Linked DNA regions of Homo sapiens: all the other regions are linked to region 2. Evidence: chromatin contacts called from ENCODE Hi-C or POLR2A ChIA-PET data. All regions are on one chromosome and are shown on one strand. Each heading gives the region's core, a stretch centred on a gene start or an enhancer-like site at or near the end of the contact. The rest is flanking DNA. Distances are from core to core; before and after follow the strand shown.

Evidence for each region. A loop is a pair of places that touch in the nucleus more often than their neighbours do. ChIA-PET counts read pairs that join two places held with the same protein, here RNA polymerase II (POLR2A). Pooled maps may share reads with other maps.
Region 1: a loop to region 2 is called in a map of CD8-positive, alpha-beta T cell, with 13 times the contacts of the local background. The contact joins the promoter of OXA1L-DT here to the promoter of PSMB5 in region 2. A Hi-C loop is called at or near these places in 6 of 168 maps with a recorded cell type or tissue (CD4-positive, alpha-beta T cell, CD4-positive, alpha-beta memory T cell, CD8-positive, alpha-beta T cell and 1 more), 1 of 37 single-sample maps with no recorded cell type and 16 of 50 pooled maps. POLR2A ChIA-PET finds 5 or more read pairs at or near these places in 4 of 52 experiments (CD4-positive, alpha-beta T cell, OCI-LY7 and activated naive CD4-positive, alpha-beta T cell).
Region 3: a loop to region 2 is called in a pooled map, with 16 times the contacts of the local background. The contact joins the promoter of NGDN here to the promoter of PSMB5 in region 2. A Hi-C loop is called at or near these places in 2 of 37 single-sample maps with no recorded cell type and 12 of 50 pooled maps. POLR2A ChIA-PET finds 5 or more read pairs at or near these places in 1 of 52 experiments (GM10248).

The regions. Positions count from the first base shown.
Region 1 is chr14:22,765,114-22,768,676 of GRCh38, reverse strand. OXA1L-DT (OXA1L divergent transcript) reads left to right here and starts at 2,115. Exons shown (of 3, transcript XR_001750638.3): 1 at 2,115-2,253. OXA1L (OXA1L mitochondrial inner membrane insertase) reads right to left here and starts at 1,989. Exons shown (of 10, transcript NM_005015.5): 1 at 1,913-1,989; 2 at 1,268-1,429; 3 at 506-719. The coding sequence starts at 1,975. RefSeq lists enhancers at 1,881-2,110, 1,704-2,267, 2,268-2,830, 2,831-3,394.
Region 2 is chr14:23,032,645-23,036,503 of GRCh38, reverse strand. PSMB5 (proteasome 20S subunit beta 5) reads left to right here and starts at 1,604. Exons shown (of 3, transcript NM_002797.5): 1 at 1,604-1,820; 2 at 2,830-3,136. The coding sequence starts at 1,623. RefSeq lists enhancers at 1,130-1,424, 1,209-1,878, 679-1,878.
Region 3 is chr14:23,467,145-23,470,953 of GRCh38, reverse strand. NGDN (neuroguidin) reads right to left here and starts at 1,251. Exons shown (of 11, transcript NM_001042635.2): 1 at 1,227-1,251; 2 at 853-912; 3 at 1-48. The coding sequence starts at 1,238. RefSeq lists an enhancer at 548-1,488 and a silencer at 1,575-1,624.

The sequences.
Region 1 (3,563 bases), core at 866-3,365, 270 kb after region 2:
AACCTTCCCCCAGGTAACACATGGGTGTGCCTGAGCATGTTTACATGTTCGGGGTAGGGCAGTGAGGAGGGAAATGCTGAAGACACAGGGGAGAAAAGATAATTGATGGAGCAACGTGGCAGAAAGACACATAATTCAAAGCAGAGTTCTAGCCTTTACAAAAGCAATGCTAGTGGCTTCCCAATTTAGGGGTTTAAGTGCCTGACCTGAACCTCTGTTCTAAACCAGGATAGCTTCATGACTGTTAATAAGGTCCCCTGACTCTAACCCCATGTTTGTATTCAAATATCTACACTTCTTGAATCCCAGATGATCTGGTGGTTTTATAATGCTCTTTAAGAAATATAGGCAGAGTGCATCTAGGTATCATGAACCTCTATTGCTCATTTGAAATCATCTGCTCTTCTGACCCCAGAGCTTCTGCAACTACTTCCTGAATCCATTCAAAGAATTGCCATCTATGAGGTTAAATCCCTAACCCATGTCCAGGGTATATTCCCCTTACATGCAGCAATGGCCCCCCACCAAGGTAGGCCCAGATCAACATGCATAAATTCCAGTAAATTCTGGATCAGTCCCACTGGGGTGTATGACCCCAGCCCCAGTTCAGCGAAGCTCTGCTCTGCAGCAGTTTGGACTACATCTGCAGTCTCTCCAGAAGCCACCTCAGGTACTGCTGTGGGTGAGGGAGTTGCAGCAACAACAGGAGGGGCCTGAACCTGTGTGAAAGAAAGCCTTGTATTATATTTATTCAGTAGCGAACACAAAGCAAGTGAGATCTTTTTATAATAACCAGTACTGGGTTCTGTTCTCTCTACTTCTTGTTCTTCCAGGTTAGCCTAGTGTCTGCAGATTTCAAGCTTAAAAAGGACATCTCATTTTTATCAATAGTTAGGAAGAGAAGTTACTTTGAGTAAGAATCCATGACTTCCCTTCATGCTGGGAAGTTATTTCTTTTATCACTGTTTTCCAAACTTCAGCCATTTGAATATCACTATCATGATTTTTGCCATATATTAACATGAAACAATTGCTTTTCTTTAAAACAGCTCAGAAAACCAAATATAACATCTCTCCTGTTGTACTTTCAATCATTTCCCCACTGAATTGAAAATCCATCCTAAGCAGAGATGCTATCATTTTGGAGAGCTGTGTGGAGCGTGGACAAGAACTCTGCTCCATATTCCCCCTGCTCCCAAACAAAACAAAATATGAAACCAACCAGGAAACACCACTCCTAATATTGCAGGAACGAAAGGCCTCTTACCTGGACTTCTGCAAAAGAGATAGCAGAGGTACTGAGGCTGCGGGGGCCGGAAGCCGCAAGGAAGAGGTAGTGTGGGCGACAGCAGCACGGGGCTGCTGGGAATAGGAGCCGTGTGGTCAGCGGTTTCCCAAGCCATTGCGAGGGCCCTGCGACGCTGTGGACCTGAGCGTGTAAAAGGATGATGGAGCCCCTTTACCGGGAGCAGAAGTCCTCGCGTGGGTGCAAACGGGATTCATTATGCTAACTCCCCAAGAAGCAGGCAGCTCGGCCACTACAGGGGAGGACATTGCTATCACCGCGCGCAGACCGCTAGCCCGAAGGCATGCAGCGGGTGGTGCCTGCAGAGCGAAGCTCGAACCTGGGTTCCCCGCATCTCAGTTATCGCAGACCCACATCGGAGGGCCCTGAGAACGAGGCCGAGGTGCTCTCGCCAGGAGCCAAGCCAATTCCAGAAGCTGACACCGGGCTGCTGGGCCCATAGTGTCGGGGACTAACCCTAGCGCGTCCTCACATGACCCGAGGTCATGACATTCAGGTCCCGGTGAGCAGGTCAGCGTCTGCTGATACCCCTAGCACGAGCTGTCCTGGGGCCTGGTTCACTGGGTCAGGGCAGCATCCCGGTGCTCTGCCCCGGGGCATCCTTACCCGACGCCCGGACTGTAGCAAGCGCAGAAGCTCCCGGCGTCCGCACATTAGTCCCATCGCCATTTTGCCCGGAAGAGGACTTGCTTTTGCGCCTGCGCAGTAAGAACCACAACCCCTCGAGAGGAAGCACTTTTGGAGGCGGGCATGAAGCCAGAATTGTAGCCGCAGATCAGGCGGTAAAAGAGAACGGAGCTTGGCGGCCATATTTGAAGTGGGTAAAAATCTGTAAAGCCACGTTACCATTAGCACGCAGAGAGCCTTTTCTGGAGATTGAAAGGAAGTTGAAGAGCTGGGTTAGCTATCATCGTAAGCTATCATCGTTAGTGATGGCGTAAACCTGGGTAATTTTCCTCTAATGTCGCGATTGTCCTCTGATTTGTAAGTTTAAAAATAGCCTCAGAAAAGGCTTGGCTGTACTTGCAGAGGATTTTTCCCACTCAATGATGTTCGATTCTTTTGATTCTTATTGCTAGGTAATATTGTAATCGCAGGTCCAGTGAAATTTGAGGGTAGTCTAGAGTCTGACAGAAATTAAAAGAAGGCAGCTTCTGGGAAATATTTTCCTCCCAGATAAAAAGACGAAGCTTCCAGAGGAGACTTCACCTTTCCATTTTTTTCTTCTGTAAGTGGGGTGGTGTGAGGACTGACCATGAGGGGACAAGTTTCCAGATGAAAAGCTCACGTGCAGGCCGGGCGCGGTGGCTCAGGTCTGTAATCCCAGTACTTTGGGAGGCCGAGGTGGGTGGATCACGAGATCAGGAGGTCGAGACCATCCTGGCCAACATGGTGAAACCCCATTTCTACTAAAAATACAAAAATTAGCCGGGCGTGGTGGTGGGCGCCTGTAATCCCAGCTACTCGGGAGGCTGAGGCAGGAGAATCACTTGAACCCGGGATGCAGAGGTTGCAGTGAGCCGGGATTGTGCCACTGCACTCCAGCCTGGGCAACAAGAGCGAGACTCCGTCTCAAAAAAAAAAAAAAAAAGGAAAGAAAAACTCACGTGCTGAAGATGGTTGAGGGCAAAGATAGAAAACACCCAAATACTTGATGATATCATTGAGCTGCTGTACCATGCTTGGAACTGCCTATCTCCAGACTTTGTTGTGTAAGTTAATTAAAGGTCTTGGCCGGGTGCAGTGGCTCATACCTGTAATCTCATCACTTTGGGAGGCTGAGGTGGTCTCGATAACTAGGTCAAGAGATCGAGACCAGCCTGGCCAACATGGTGAAATCCTGTCTCTACTAAAAATACAAAAAACAAAAAAACAAAATAACTAGGCGGGCGTGGTGGTGCATACCTGTAGTCCCAGCTACTAGGGAGGCTGAGGCAGGAGAATCGCTTGAATCCGGGAGGTGGAGGTTGCAGTGAGCCGAGGTGGAGCCACCTCACTCTAGCCTGGGCGACAGACTCCATCTCAAAAAAAAAAAAAAAAAGATGATTAAAGGTCTTTACTGTTTAGACTCTAAGTCTGTTGCTTGGGTGTTCTGTTTCTTGAAGTTAAAAGCATTCATCTTCAGGGAAAAAAGTTACTGGTCAGAAAGGTGGAGTTTGATTATGTTTGAACCCTTACAAAGTCTCTCAATATGCAGATTACTTTCTAAACAACAAATTATAGTTTCAGAAAGATACAATAACCTGAAATTATTTCA
Region 2 (3,859 bases), core at 355-2,854:
GGAGATCAAGACCATCCTGGCTAACAAGCGGATCACCTGAGGTCAAGAGTTTGAGACCAGCGTGGCCAATATGGTGAAACCCCATCTCTACTAAAAATACAAAAATTAGCCAGGCGTGAGGCCGGGCACGGTGGCTCATGCCTGTAATCCCAGCACTTTGGGAGGCCGAGGTGGGTGGATCACGAGGTCAGGAGATCAAGACCATCCTGGCTAACACGGTGAAACCCCGTCTCTACTAAACACACACACACACACACACACACACACACACACACACACACACACAAATTAGCCTGTTGTGGAGGCAGGCGCCTGTAATCCCAGCTACTCGGGAGGCTGAGGCAGGAGAATCGCTTGAACCTGGGAAGCAGAGGTTGCAGTGAGCAGAGATCGTGCCACTGTGTTCCAGCCTGGGGGACACAGCAAGACTTGGTCTCAAAAAACAAACAAACAAACAAACAAAAACAATACAGCATATGCAGAGTCTGCTGGGGGAAAGATGGGGCCGAACTGGGCATCAGAGGAAAGTGGAATTTCGGTGTTGATAGATGTTGCTGCTAGAATCCAACAAGGAAGGCCAGAGACTGACTTCATAGAACCATAAAGCAGGAGGCAACATTTCATACATATGCACACTTCCCGGTTTGTTATAGTTCCCAAAAGATTTGAAAAATGAAGGTGGGTGGAGGGAGGAAGAGGCAATGAAATATAGTATGTTCCTGAATAAAAGGCATCATCTTAGCAAGTTGAAGTTAGAGAATCTCTTGGTACATATTTATGCAGTCTCAACCGTCCTCCCGTCTCTGAGATGGTAAATTACTACTGACACTTATTCAGGTCTGAACTGAGAATCTAGTTTGTGGATTAACTGGACCCTTTGCTTTTTCTTCTTCCATCTGCCTTTTAGGCAATTCATTACTTATTCGAATTTCCACCAGAAGGTAGGAGTCAAGAGAACGAATATTGGATATTAATAACCGGTTACTGTTAAAGAAGGGTTGCTGTATGGCGACTGACAACAAGAGGTATAGCACTTTTATTTTGTTGCGTTGTTTTACCACTAATTGCTGTGGTTTAACTAATATAGGGAAATGGCCTCAGAATGGATCATTATTTTACCCAATTTTAGAAGGTGCCCTTAAACAAGATGGCAACCTCAGGCGCGTTAACAAGGTGCTGAAGCAGCAGCGATGTAACCTGTTGCTTGGACACCAGGCTGGAGTGGGAGGACTCACCGCTAAGGGTTCAGAACCGATTTTCAACCAGTCACGCCCTTCTCAAAGATGGCCGACCTCACTTCCCTTACGCAACATGGACGTTTTCAGTCACTTCCTGTGATTTTGAGGTTATTCTGATCCAGGACTACTTGCATGACCAAAGCCAAGATGGCAGGTACGTCCTTTTAGAATTTAAGGTTAGTGAAGCCATCTATTTCCCCGACCCCCTTCAGTGAAAATGGTCTTTCGCATCTGGCTCTTCTTTTTGGAGGCGTGCTTGCCAGCAGTCAAAATGGCTCCATTCCGGAATAGATTTAATAGGAAGTGAAGCTGTGACGGCGAGGCGTTGCCCGGCCTATCTTTGCTAGGCGTTCTCAGAATTAGTTCTTTCTGCCCACACTAGACATGGCGCTTGCCAGCGTGTTGGAGAGACCGCTACCGGTGAACCAGCGCGGGTTTTTCGGACTTGGGGGTCGTGCAGATCTGCTGGATCTAGGTCCAGGGAGTCTCAGTGATGGTCTGAGCCTGGCCGCGCCAGGCTGGGGTGTCCCAGAAGAGCCAGGAATCGAAATGCTTCATGGAACAACCACCCTGGCCTTCAAGGTGTGGAGCCAGCCCCCTTGCCAGGCTGAGTACTGAACGCCCGCGACTTGCCTGGCCTCCCAGCCTGACCGGAGTTTGCGGTGGCCTTGGCCACCAACCCAGGCGGAGGCTGGGTCCTCTCGTTCGGACCGCAGCAGTTTTGCTGTCTCATTGGCCCAGGAGGCCCCTGTCTTTGCTCTGGTTGGAAAGGGTGGCGGTGGGGCCGGGGGTAAGTCGGGGGAGGAAGGTGAGGCCTCTTGGGTTGATTCCTAGGCGACCCCAGGTTGCTGCTGTTCAGGATCTTCTAGCTGGGAAAGGCCGCAACAACAATGAATCTTGGCCGAGGGAAGGCTATTGTAAACGTTTACCAAAGTTTTGGAAACTGGGCGGCCCCTCAAGGCAGGGGTAACTGAAACTGGCATGAAGGGGAAGCGTGGTGAGGGTAAGCATTGTACTAAGAATCAGACATTTGGGGTTCCTTGCCCAGCTCTGCAATAACTAGCTCTAGATTGAGAAATCATTTGATTTCATTGAACCTGTTTCCTCATCTATAAAATGATTTGTTTTTTTTTTTTTTTTGAAACAGGGCTTTTCGCTGTCGCTCAGGCTGGAGTGCAGTGGCTCCAGCGCCTCAGCCTCCAGAGTAGCTGACACTATAGGCACACACCACCACGACAGGCTAAGTTTTTTTACTTTTTGTAGAGATGGATCTCCCTGTGTTGCCCAGGCTGGTCTCCAGCACCTGGCCTCAAGCGGTCCTCCCGCCTTGGTCTCCCAAAATGCCTGGGTTACAGGAGTGAGCCACCACGCCCATCCTATAAAATGAATTTAATATGGGTTATATCCATGTCAAGGGATTGATGTGAAGCTCGGGTGACATTAATATATGGTGAAGTATAGAAGTATACTGTGAAGTATAAAAGGACGGAGAAAGAGATGTGCTGGGTTTGGATTGATGCAAAAAGAAGTATGTAGGAGTGTTTTTGTGGTCTTATGTGGCCTGTTTTGTGTTTTCCTCTGATCTTAACAGTTCCGCCATGGAGTCATAGTTGCAGCTGACTCCAGGGCTACAGCGGGTGCTTACATTGCCTCCCAGACGGTGAAGAAGGTGATAGAGATCAACCCATACCTGCTAGGCACCATGGCTGGGGGCGCAGCGGATTGCAGCTTCTGGGAACGGCTGTTGGCTCGGCAATGTCGAATCTATGAGCTTCGAAATAAGGAACGCATCTCTGTAGCAGCTGCCTCCAAACTGCTTGCCAACATGGTGTATCAGTACAAAGGCATGGGGCTGTCCATGGGCACCATGATCTGTGGCTGGGATAAGAGAGGCCCTGGTGAGTTAAGCTGCAACCACATGATCCTTGGGCTGACACTACAGTGAGGAGGGGTTGGATGGACAGATGAATTAAAGGGCTTGGTGTCAATGCTGAAGAAGTGTAATTAGGTCCTTAGCCCTTCCTTCTCTCTTTTTTTTTTTCCTGTTTTTTTAGACTGTGTCTCATTCTGTCGCTCAGGCTGGAGTGCAGTGGCATGATCTCAGCTCACTGCAGCCTCCGCCCCCAGGTTCAGGAATTCAAGACCAGCCTGGCCAACATGGCGAAACCCCATCTCTACTAAAAATACAAAAATTAGCCCGGCGTGGTGGCGGGCGCCTGTAATACCAGCTGCTCAGGAGGCTGAGGCATGAGAATTGCTTGAACCCAGGAGGTGGATGTTGCAGTGAGCAGAGATCGCGCCACTGCACTCCAGCCTGGGCGACAGAGTGAGACTCTGTCTCAAAAAAAAGAATTTAAGAATTCGTTGAAGGCCGGGCGTGGTGGCTCACTCCTGTAATCCCAGCACTTTGGGAGGCTGAGACAGTGGATCACGAGGTCAGGAGATCGAGACCATCCTGGCTAACAAGGTGAAACCCCGTCTCTACCAAAAATACAAAAAATTAGCCAGGCGTGGTGGCAGGCGCCTGTAGTCCCAGCTACTCAGGAGGCTGAGGCAGGAGAATAGTGTGAACCCAGGAGGCGGAGCTTGCAGTGAGTCGAGATGGTGCCACTGCACTCCAG
Region 3 (3,809 bases), core at 2-2,501, 430 kb before region 2:
TTGAACTTTTTGTGTCAGTGATTTCACTTGTGCAGTTACAGCCATCACCTGAAATTAGCCCAAATAAAACAAGTGATTAGATTATATCAAATTATGTCTGCAAACTGTGAAGAGCAAAAGCTAAACAATGCCACCTAAAAATTATCTGAAACACTGTCTAAAGTATAGTACTATCTTCTCACTTCTCGGAAAGCATAGGAGAGATGGTTCTTCAAAAAGTTTAAAAAAAAAAAAACTTTCCACTTCTTAAAGAAGAGACCATCTTTTACTGAACCACAGGGAGGAGAAAAGGACTGAGAGAGTAGTGACTGAAGCACTGTAATTTTGTTTGTACTAGTTGAACTTACAATGCATAGAACTACATAACTCCCCGACTTATGACTTAATTTCCACTTTACGAGGGTGTAAAAGAAATATGCATTCGGTAGAAACCGTCCTTTTCTCGTGATGCTGGGCAGCGGCATCAAGCCTAAATTTCGACTTATGAGGTTTTCGAATTACAATGGGTTTATCAGGCCATAACCTCCATCGTTAAGTCGAGAAGCATCTGTATATAAGTGTGTATTACCTGGGCACCCAAAGGGCAAGTCATGTTACCATTCCAAGCACTGGTTTCCTTAGCTATATGAATAAAGGAAAACTATTCATATAATTTCTTTTTGGAGTTTCTTGTATTCCCTTGGGTGCAGAATCAATTACTTAGAATTCTGGCGTGAAAAGGTTTTGATTACATCATTTTACTCTAAGGTTTTTGGAAGCATTCACGTATCTCAATCACCAAAGTTTTGAGGTGAAGTACACAAACTCAAAGCCAATCCGTGACTAATTTATTCCAGAGGCGACACTACTCACTTGCTCCTGGAGATTTTTCAGAAGTGTCACGGCACTTGGCAGGTCGGACTCCAGCACCCCCTACAGAAGGGAGAGGAGGCGTAAAGAAAAGTCATTCTTTCCTCAGGATTATAGGAAAGTGGAACGTCTAGGGTGGGAAACTGCCCTCTCTCCGTCAGACACCCAGACTCGGGGCCTTCACACTCGGGTTCACAGACTCGCCTTAAAGCCAGCCCCTTGGGTTACCGGACAGGAACGGTAACTCTAGGGAGGCCGCCTCCCTGAAGCAACTTTCATCACCACCCTTCCCTGGTACCAACAGTTTGCCTCCAGCCGCTGAAGGCAAAGGACAACTCCACAATAGCTACGCGAGGAAGAAACCACACCAAACTCACCAGCGCCGCCATCTTCGCAAAGCCCACCCCTTCCGGTGTCGTACTTCCTGAGCGCTAAGGGCGACTTGATAGATTTGATAGACAACTGCCGCTTGCAAATCTAAGCCAATACGAATAAGGGCTTTCTCACTTCCGCCCCCAACAGGATAAACGAGAGGAGGAGTCTGATCTGGCCAATGGAATAAAGGAACTGGCTAAATTCGTCAGACTCAGAAAGAGTCGTCAGGACGAAAAAAAGCACTTGGCAAAGAGCGTGTGATTGGTAGACTGAGTAAAATGATTGACGGCAAGCCAATAAGAGACAGTCAAATAATTGATTGACAGTTGGAAGGACCAATAGAAAAAAGGAATTAGCAGAGCGAACTTAGCGCGTATTGGCTCCCGTCTGCCGCAGCACCCAGAGTCTTTTTTCACGGCACTTTTCTTGTAGTGCGTGAACCGGCCGCTAGGTGATGGGCCTTGGCTTGGCTTTGCGGTGTCGACATTGCAGAGCCGCCATTGCTGGCTGCTCATCCAACGGCCACCGCGCCAAATGCCTTACAGACCCGGTGGCCCTGGAATCGATTCTGTAACACTACTCCTTGTGTGACCGTGGACAAGTCACTCGGTCTCTGAGCCTTCTTCATCTGTAAATAAGAGAGCGAGGCTAGAGAAGCCCAGAGCCAGAGTTTAGAAACCGAGTGCGAGGACACCTGCCCTCTTGGTGTGCACTGTGGAGCGCTGAGAAACGGCTCCAATAACGCCCCGACACTCTTCGCTCCTACCAGTTTGGGGACATGAAAAGAATACGTTTTACAAATTGGGGAACGGTTCATATTTACATGACTTACCGCGGTCACACAGGTCTTCAGCAGAACTTGGTTCAAACTCTGGCAGTGCATGTTTCAGTATAACCTGCCTCATCATTACCCAGTGCTTTCAGATGTGTTCTCTCACTCTGGTTTTTCACAAGCTGGTGAAGTAGGTTGGACGGATACTCATTGTTCCCATCCCATGCCTTAGGAAATAAAGCACCGAAAGGGTGAATGATAGTGTATAATTTTTTGTTCACAACTCGTCCAACAGAGCTGGGTCTAGAAATCAGATCTTACCGACTTGAAGCTGTCTTTTGGAATTAAGAATAACACCTGTATCTGGGCAGGTGAGGTAAGGAAATCCTGGTATCTAGATCTTGCTGGATTCAAGAAGGCAGGAGGGTGTTCAGTCCCCACTCCTCTAACATTTAATTTGCTGCTTCAGGCCCACTGTGGAAGCTCAGGATGCTGTTGCAGCATACTTAGTCAATTATCCAGTAGCTTTTGTAATGTTTTATCAAGATTTGTATTATGAAAAGTTTCTATTTCTACATAAATTTTCGGACCTGTCTAATTAGATCAGCAATAAACTTTTCCTTTTCGGGGAATTTGAAATTTAGTTTGTTCATATGCTTTATGATAGCAATGAGAAAACAAATTGCACTGCCATATTTTGGGTTTTTTTGAGACCGAGTCTCGCTCTGTTGCCCAAGCTGGAGTGCAGTGGCGCGATCTCGGCTCACTGCAACCTCCGCCTCCCGGGTTCAAGCGATTCTCCTGTCTCGCCCTCCCGAGTAGCTGGGACTACAGGCACTTGCCACCACGCCCGGCTGATTTTTTTTTTTTTTTTTTTTTTTTTAGTAGAGACAGGGTTTCACCATGTTAGCTAGGATGGTCTCGATCTCCTGACCTCATGATCCACCCGCCTCAGCCTCCCAAAGTGCTGGGATTACAGGCGTAAGCCACCGCGCCCGGCCTTTTTTTTTTTTTTTTTTTTTGAGCGGAGTCTCATACTGTTGCCCAAGCTGGAGTGCAGTGCCGCGATCTTGGCTCACTGCAACCTCTGCCTCCCTGTTCAAGCGATTCTCCTGCCTCAGCCTCCTGAGTAGCTGGGATTACAGGCACCCGCCACCATATCCAGCTCATTTTTTGTATTTTTAGTAGAGACGGGGTTTCTACTAAACCATGGTTGGCCAGGCTGGTCTCAAACTCCTGACCTCACTATCCACCTGCCTCGGCCTCCCAAAGTGCTGGGATTACAGGCATGAGCCACTGCTCCCGGCCTTGATTATTAAAATAATTGTCCACCAGGAACGGTGACTTGAACCTGTAGTCCCAGCTACTCTGGAGGCTGAGGCAGGAGAATCACTTGAGCCCATGTCAAGGCAGCAGTGAGCCATGATCGTGCCACTGCACTCCAGCCTGGGTGACGGAGCAAGACCCTATCTCTAAAAAAAAGGTGAAAGAGGGAGACCCCATCTCTAAAAAAATAAAATACTTGTCAACTATAGGGGCAGAAAAGTGTGATACCTTTCCTCACCCATCATAAGGGTCATAGAAGACACTCCTATAACAAAAGAAGTTAACAAGAAAAAAGTTTGATGAATTTATTGAAAGTTTTACATGACACGGGAGCCTTCAGAAATGAAGATTCCATTTTTATGGTTAGGTTTGATGAAGAATGGACAGCGTGTAGAAATGTGATAGGACAAAAAGAGTATGATCTGACAGAACTAGACTGAGGGGGGAATCCCAGCAAGGCCTGTCTGTTCAGATTTTTCTTAGCCTC